2 separate regions of the Homo sapiens genome follow, and region 2 is linked to region 1. The links are chromatin loops, found by intact Hi-C in ENCODE. Cell type or tissue: heart right ventricle. All regions are shown on one strand. Links, peaks and the distances in the headings refer to the core of each region. The heading gives the core; the rest is flanking DNA. Region 1 overlaps ADCY10 (adenylate cyclase 10). Region 2 overlaps DCAF6 (DDB1 and CUL4 associated factor 6).

The links. A loop is a pair of places that touch in the nucleus more often than their neighbours do. Peaks named below come from ENCODE experiments on the same cell type or tissue, not always from the same donor. Only the 100,000 strongest peaks of a DNase experiment are listed, where the experiment ranks them.
Region 2: a loop joins it to region 1, with 3.0 times the contacts of the local background. A loop is called at or near these places in 2 of 110 quality-filtered maps.

What each region holds. Positions count from the first base shown.
Region 1 is chr1:167,897,204-167,901,605 of GRCh38, reverse strand. ADCY10 (adenylate cyclase 10) reads left to right here. Exons shown (of 33, transcript NM_018417.6): 6 at 1,978-2,183. It also overlaps a transcript of DCAF6 not described here. Among named protein-coding and RNA genes, the nearest start is that of ADCY10, 15 kb to the left of the region's middle. In heart right ventricle, for the core only: no CTCF peak of the experiment used is centred there; a DNase peak (open chromatin) is centred at 2,145.
Region 2 is chr1:168,072,396-168,076,797 of GRCh38, reverse strand. It overlaps DCAF6 (DDB1 and CUL4 associated factor 6), which reads right to left. Exons shown (of 22, transcript NM_001198956.2): 22 at 962-1,427. The coding sequence ends at 1,363. Among named protein-coding and RNA genes, the nearest start is that of GPR161, 62 kb to the left of the region's middle. In heart right ventricle, for the core only: no CTCF peak of the experiment used is centred there; no DNase peak of the experiment used is centred there.

The DNA.
Region 1 (4,402 bases), core at 127-4,126:
GGGGCATCTCTCTCTCCCAAAGAGAAGTAGTAGAACATGGTGGCTCAGCCCCATGATGCCCTGAACTTTGGCATCAGGACAATCAGAATGTGAATTTTGGCTTCCTCACATACCAGTTGAGAGAATTTGGGTTAATCATAATATCTACCTAATAAGCTATTACAAAAAGTAAATTAGTTGGTATGGTAGTTAATGCATAGGAACCACCCAATAAAATAGTCTTTATGACTGCTACTGCTGTTATTATTATTCCATCTTGCTGCTTGTCAAGGTTGTGCAGTATAAAACAAAATAGAGACTAGCTTGCCATTACATAGTTTCAGCAACGACATGAGACTGGTCACCCCCTACCTCATAAGAATGAGGTGTAGGAAAAGCTTAACAGGTCAGCCTGCAACACAGCTCCAGCTTTACACAAGGCTTCTTAAAGTTATACATATAATATAGTAATAGTCACACATATTTCCTTATTACATTGCAGACATTACACACTATGCACGTGCAAACATTACGCACACTATATGACAGTCCTGAGATACAGGCATCATTGTATCCATTTCATAGATGAAAAATGAGATTCTGAGAGGTATAAGTAATGAGTAACAGAGTTATGGTTGGTGCTGTTGGTGTTAGCTTCCGCCTAACTAAACTTTGCAAAACTTAGAATTCTCACATGTCATACCTGATAGGATCATCAGCAGTTATACAATTAACTGTTTCTCAGCCTTCTTTAACCTAGGCCCGCTTTTGATGTTGTTAAAAATTTCCAAATAAGGCCAGGTGCAGTGGCTCACACCTGTAATCCCAGCACTTTGGGAGGCCAAGGTGGGTGGATCACCTGAGGTCAGGAGTTTGAGACCAGCCTGACCAACATGGTGAAACCCCGTCTCTACTAAAATACAAAAATTAGCCAGGCGTGATGGCGGGTGCCTGTAATCTCAGCTACTTGGGAGGCTGAGGCAGGAGAATTGCTTGAACCCAGGAGGCGGAGGTTGCAGTGAGCCGAGATGGCGCCATTGCACTCCAGCCTGGGCAACAAGCGTGAAACTCCATCTCAAAAAAAAAAGCCCAAATAAGTTAAATATTTTGTTGAAAAAAAAATCAAAGTTATTATAATACTGAATATTTTTTCTAAGTTAGTACCCAAGGAGTCTGATGTGTTATCCTTCTTGAGAATGATGGGAACCCAGCCCCCTCTTGCATGCTGATTGGCTGTTAGTGAGGTGGGTCCCAGCACCTTTTTTTAGAGTAAGTCCAAACATCAGTGTGTTTCAGATAGAAAACAAACTGTATGTAGAATCAGGGGGGAGTCAGCCCTGACAAATCAGTATAGCAGAGAGCGAAGATAAAAAATAAACATTGATTGTATTACAGTCATTTGAAAGAAATGTGTGTCACTTACAGTTCATTTATACATATATTTTGTGTACATGTCATATTATACAATATCTTCTTCTGTCACTTAGGTTCCAAAACTTTCATTTACCAACTTAAAAGCAATGAGAGAAATGGTTGTTGGGATGGGATGTGTAACTGTCAAATGCATACTTCCTTTCCCCCACCCTTTGTTGTCTAAAATTCAACCCTAAGGGATTATTTTTAGTTACAGCTTCAATCTCTGCTAAAATGCAAATTCTCCCAAAATAAGAATTATTAAAGGTATTCCCTGTTGCCCTTAAGTATACATAATTGAAGAAAAGGTAAAAATAACTTTGGGGACTGGTAGGACCATGTAGTGAGATAATGTTACAGACAGGCAAAATTTAGTGGTAGAACTTTCTAGCTTTGGAAGAAGGGGAGCTTTGGAAGGCCCGAGCCCAAAAGAGGTATGCCATAATTCCTATGTAAAGTTTTAGAAGTGAGATTTTGCTCTGAGATAGTATAGTCCCACCAAGATTATGGTTTTTCCAAAAACCTGTGCTGCTGGGAAATAATCCAGAACTTCTTGTGCAAACCTATTCCTTGCCTTCTTGCCAGGACTGGCTGCTGGCCACATCAGCATGTTGGTCTTTGGAGATGAAACACACAGCCACTTTCTGGTGATTGGTCAGGCAGTGGACGATGTGCGCCTTGCCCAGAACATGGCTCAGATGAATGATGTTATTCTGTCACCAAACTGCTGGCAGCTCTGTGACCGGAGCATGATTGAAATTGAGAGTGTTCCAGATCAGAGAGCAGTTAAGGTGGGTGTGATGCTGCTACTTACAGAAAGTTCTGCCAGCCTGTAACAGAGGCCCCCTGCCAGAAGAGTCACTGGGCACGCTGGTTTCATAAAGCTCCTGGGCTGGAGATTGGGATGGGGTCAGTCTGGGTTAGGCTACAGAGGCTTTAGTCCAGGGCAGCTCCTCTGGGAGGAGCCCAGGCTGGTGAGCTTGAGGAGGAAATGATTAGGCTTCTTTATGGGTAACTGAGGATATGGAATTTGGGGATTGAGGCCTTTTGAGGGGCTAGCGACCTTGCTTAAGGAACCAGAAGGGTCTGCCGGTTCATCCAGGAGCAGAGGGGAATAGTTTTAAAGGCTGTCATTGACCCTCACTTTCTTTACCCAACACCCTCCTAACCCAGGATGAGGGATCACTGAAGGTAAAGGTTGGAGTTGAGCAAGTGCGGCGAAGTTCAGTGATAGAAGAGAGACTTCTCTTCCTGTGGCTCTGCCTAGTAGAAAACATTGTGGTTAAGTTGCAGATTGACTATAAGCAGAACTGTCCCTGGGATATGGACAATTAAAAAAGCTGTGCTTTGAGGGTATGAAAGTGGAAGAAAGGTGTGCTGCTAGATGAGCCAAAGGAATGGGACTACGCGGCAGAAAGAAAGAAAAGACAGAGAATCCGTGCAGATGCTGGTCAAGATAGGAGGCACTCCCACACTCATGCATCAGCCTACAACCCTCACCACCACCACCCACTCCTCACTCTTCCAGCAAGACATATCCAGCCTGCATGGCCTAGCTGGCTTATAGCAATAGCCCATTCCCATGCTCTTCAATCATTCTTTTTTTAAAAAAAAAAAAACGGAGTCTCGCTCTGTTGACCAGGCTAGAGTGCAATGGCGTGATCTCGGCTCACTGCAACCTCCGCCTCCCGGGTTCAAGCAATTCCCTGCCTCAACCTTCCGAGTCGCTGGAATTACAGGTGCCCGCTACCACGCCCAGCTAATTTTTTGTATTTTTAGTAGAGACGGGGTTTCACCATCTTGGCCAGGCTGGTCTTGAACTCCTGACTTCGTGATCCACCCACCTCAGCCTCCCAAAGTGCTGGGATTATAGGTGTAAGCCACCACGCCCAGCCTCTCTTCAATCATTCTTGATACCTTTAAAAATTGTTTTAACTTTGAATTCATGTTAGACTTACAGAAAAGTTGAAAAAATAATACAGAGTTTCCATATATCCCTCACCTACCTTCCCCTAATGTTAACATCTTTCATAACAAGACTGCAATAGTCAAAACCAGGAAATTAACATTGGTACAATACTATGCACTAGTTAAAGACCTTATTTGAATGTCACCAGTTTTCCCACTGTGGTCCACTTAGTGGAATGTTCCAGGACTGTATGCATGATCTCACATTGCATTTTGTTGATTTTTTTTTTTTTTTTTTTTTTTTTTTTGAGACAGAGTCTCTCTCTGTCGCCCCAGGCTTGGAGTGCAGTGGCGCGATCTCGGCTCACTGCAAGCTCCGCCTCCCGGGTTTACGCCATTCCCCTGCCTCAGCCTCCCAAGTAGCTGGGACTACAGGCGCCCGCCAGTACGCCCGGCTAATTTTTTGTATTTTTAGTAGAGACGGGGTTTCACCGTTTTAGCCGGGATGGTCTCGATCTCCTGTCCTCCTGATCCGCCCGCCTCGGCCTCCCAAAGTGCTGGGATTACAGGCGTGAGCCCCTGGCGCCCGGCCTTGTTGATATTTTTGATGTAGTCTCCTGCAGTCTGCAACAGCACTTCAGTGGTTCCGTTGTCTTGCAGTGACCGTGACACAAGAGAGTTGCCAGCCGATGTTGTCACACACATCTCTGGTTAGCACTGCCTGATGCTTTCTCTCATCTCTTCTGCATCTCCAACAACATATCTCTCTCTCTCTCTATATATATATACATATATATATATTTTTTTTTGAGATGGAATCTTACTCTGTCACCCAGTGGGGAGTGAGGTGGCATGATCTCAGCTCACTTCAACCTCTAACTCCCAGTCTCAAGCGATTCTCCCACCACAGCCTCCTGAGTAACTGGGACCACAGACATGTGCCACTACACCTGGCTAATTTTTTTTTTTTTTTGTATTTTTGGTAGAGACAGGATTTCACCATTGTTACCCAGGCTGGTCTCGAACTCCTGAGCTCAAGCAATCTGCCCACCTCAGCCTCCCAAAGTGCTAGGATTACAGGCCTGATGTTTTCTCTTTATTG
Region 2 (4,402 bases), core at 185-4,184, 180 kb before region 1:
CATGAATAGGCTGAGGGGAAGATACCAGCAGAATGAAAATTTAGTAGAAGTGAGGGAGGATGATTGAAGGGTTAGGTCTGCAGGAGCAGTTTTGGGTCATAACCTATAGGATATGTAGGTCTGGGTGTAGATGACTTGAATGGAGGTGGATACTAGAGTTAAGGAAGAGCAGAAATTAGACTGGATGGTCAATAACTTGCAGTGAAATTTAAAATTTGGAGTGAGAGGCCAGAAGCCATTTCCTTCAGGGCTACTTTATGCTACTATGTGAGCTACCCATGATGCTCTCAGTCATTTCTGCTTGAAGACTAACTCCTTTATTTGTGTAATGAGGTTCCACTGATCAGGAGCGATAACGACTGGAGGTAAAAATAAAGTATAGTTGGCCCTTGAACAACACAGGTTTGAACTACATAGATCCACCTATATGTGGATTTCCTCTGCCATCCCTCAGACAGCAAGACCAACGCCTCCTTCTTCCTCGGCCTTCTCAACAGTGAAGACCTTTATGATGATCCATTTCCACCTAGTGAACAGTAAATATATTTTCTCTTCCTTATGATTTTCTTAATAACACTTTTTCTGTAGCTTACTTTATTGTAAGAGTATAGAATATAACACATAAAATATACAAAATATGTGTTAATTGACCATGCTATCAGTAAGGCTTGCGATCAACAGGCTGTTAATGGTCAAATTTTTGGGAAGTCAACAGTTACACATGAATCTTCAACTGTGAGGGGGGCTGGTGCCACTAACCCCTGGGTTGCTCAAGGGTCAGCTGTACCGTGGAAGGAGAAATGAAGGAAGTCCTTCTATGTGATTCTATCCCACACAAGCAAAAAAGGAAAAGGTTGTTAAATCTAGAAAATATAGAAAAATAGTCATCGTATGCTACAGGAGAGATTGGAAAACTGTGGGTCAAAGTAGCAAGGCATTAAATAAAAAGTCAAATTCAGGGTATCTTAAAACAACCAGTTTCTTTAATTAGAAAGCAACAAACATGCAAATGGCAAGTGTAGAAATTTATTTGAACCAACATTTTCACTATGATGAAAATTATTCTTCAACATTGATCCAAGCTCCCACATTTGAAGGTTAGGGAAAATATTGCACTTTGCATTTTCTAGCACTCCTCATACACGGCAAAAAGTTTTAAAAACATTCTGCTAGTTTTGTTTTATACAATCTCCCAAATTCATGCACACAATCATTCCAAACCAATGTTAGGTTATCCCAAAAAAAGGGAAAAACTCCAAAAACCATAACCTTAAAATTGCACTAAAGCTCTGTAAAGAAAAAAATATAATAAATGTCTTATACAAATTTCAGAACATTTAAGTGCTTGCCAAAAAGAGTTTATTATTCCTCATCCTCATTTTCATTCTCTTGACCAGAGCCTTCTGATCTGTCACCCTCCAACCGGTCTGGAAACACAGATAAGAGAATCGCAAAGAGAAATACTTTTAGTAATTACAATTATTAATATTTTTCAATGCCTTTTATTTAAAACGCATTAAAAATCAGTTCACCACTATGTGTGGATGTCTTTAGAGGCAAATAAAAGAGTAAAGAAAACACAGTATTATTAGCTTTGATTATGCATGTTATTCTAAAACATGTAAAAATGAAAAAAGAAACCCACTCCTAAAATCTTGATATATTATGTTCTACTGCAGTGGTTGTCAAACAGTGTTCTTTGGAGTCTAGGTTTCTAAGGAGGTACATCAGGTGCTGCAAAGGGGAGTGAGGAGGCAGCTGTGTGAGAGAAAATATGTGGACGATTGTTGAGGATTTGTGTAATTCTGTTTGTAAAAAGATTTTTTTAAATTAAATACTATGTTCCAGGCATTGTGATAAAACCTGAGAATACAATGGTGACCAAAACAGATGTAAATTTCTGGTCTCAAGGAGCTTATTTAGGTTAAATACTCAAGTGAATATAAACTTACAAACTGGTGAGTACAGTATGCTCGTTCAAGTTTTCAGGAATTACACTTGCTATTCCTCTGCTTGGGATACTTTTGCCCAATTCTTTAGCTATAAAGGTTTACTCATCTCAATACAACTATTATACCCTTGGTGAAACTTTTCCTGGACATTTCCAAACAGGCTATCTGCAGAATTATGAACTCCCTCCTCCACATTCTAGAATATCTTATATGAACTTCATAATGATGATCCTAATTACAGTAATAGTCGTTTGCATGTCTTCCTGCAGACCAGATTGAGAGTTCCTGGAGGGCAGGAGTTACTTCTTTTTATCTTTATATCCTCAGAGCCTAGTATAGGATGTTCAATGAAGGTTTACTGAATAAATGAATATAAGTTTTATGAAGGTAAGATACATTACATAAGGGTATTGTGAAGAAGGCAACAGCATAAAATCACTACCATCACTGAGATGGAACTAGGATGTTTCTGCCCCAGAAACATTTCCACATAGTAACATGGAAAATATTAAGGTTAAGCATAAGGAAAACAGTTCAGTCCCACTGTCAACAGCAAGAGAAGACTGAATCCTGAGATTTTATTTATTATCTACACAGGATTAAATGCTCCCACTGGATCCTAGGTCAACAGCACCAAGAACAGTACACTGAAGGGACTATATGTCCCTTTTAATTGTTTAATTGTCCAAGTGAATTAGATTAAATCTCCTCTATGCCAACTCTAATCCAATGTCAAACCAATGACATAATGTATGTGTAACCTTTATAACCTTAATTATACAAATAGGTATTGAATACAAATAAGTATTCAATTCCTTACTGATCTATAAAGGTCTATTCAAATCTTATTTTGTTCATTTATTTTATAAATATGTATTCAATACATATTTATAAAATAAATGAACAAAATAAGATTTGAATAGACCTTTATAGATCAGTAAGGAATTTAAACACAGTAGAAGAATTTCTGACCAATAAAAGGCTACCTAAGGGATATTAGTATAAAAAAAATTACATTGTTTTTATTGTGTGATACTTTCAAGAGAGAACAAAACATGAAGTTGCTATTCTACTTAAGTAGGGCTCAGGAATGGGAATCCTGAGTATGACTGAATATATTCAAGAAACCTATCCTGTCATGTTAGAGCATGATGAAGCAGTAACGGCCTATCTCAAAGTTGGCAGGCTTCTTACTCAAATTTCTTTTGGTTGTCACATTATAAAGAAGATGGGATAATAGAGAGTTAAGAAAAAAATGTCACAGCCTTTAAATCAGGGAGTTTGCAGTAGAGGTTAGACTTTTACACTCAGAGGCACACAATAAAGAGACAAATGAGGGCCAAGAGTCTTACGATAGGTCACAGAATAAGTGACAGTGGCTTCTGAAATGAGGAAAGCAGAATAGTTGTTCTCTCCTCAAATTCAATTCATTTAACTGATGCATAGTCACCTCTTCCAGAATGTAAGCCCAACTTCTCAGAATTAATTAAATCTTCTGTTCATGAAATGCTACTGAAGTAGTAAGGCTGCAAAGCAGTTAACACTTATACAAATCTCTGGTTGGCAATTATAGACAAGGAGGTCTGAAGAACAGTGTGTTCTCTTAAATAAAAACTGGAAATAAGAATCACTTCTATGTATACTGTTTTTCTTTTTCTTCTTTTTTTTTTGAGACCGAGTCTCGCTCTATCGCCCAGGCTGGAGTGCAGTGGCGCGATCTTGGCTCACTGCAACCTCCGCCTCCCGGGTTCAAGCGATTCTCCTGTCTCGCCCTCCCGAGTAGCTGGGACTACAGGAGCGTGCCACCACACCCGGCTGATTTTTTTGTTTTTAGTAGAGATGGGGTTTCACCATGTTAGCCAGGATGTCTATGTATACTGTTTTTCAGAAGTAGCAATGTCAAATTGCTTTTGTAAATAAGGTTTACATTTGTAGAAAGGTTCCTTTTATTCTGTTAGAATATTTCTTCAGGAAACTGGGGAAGATAATGATATGAAGAGACACTGAGTTTGCTGCAGAGGGAGGGAAGGTAGATAAGAAAAAAATTTCCCAATGGAAGCCTGTGTTTCACAAAAAACACTGTTGTTTTATTTTCCAGGCTACCCTTTACAAAGAATTTATTTACTTTCTTTAAAAGAAATAATACAAATTCATTGTTAGCTAGAGATTTGATACTAGATGTGTACTTATTTACCAGAATACTCAGTATTTGTTAAGCAACTACTATGTGGTAGGCACTGTTTTAGGAGCCTAAAGACCCAGCTGCAAATTAAGACAAACTGGGTCTCTGCTCTTTATAAGCTTACTTTCTAAGGAGGAAGATAGACAACAAACAAGGTACCACCTGTATTTTTCTCCTCTAATCTGTAATAAGACAATAAATAAAGAAATTAAAGCTTAAGAGTGATAAGTACTTGAGGAAAATAAGGCAATGAACAAGAATGACTAAG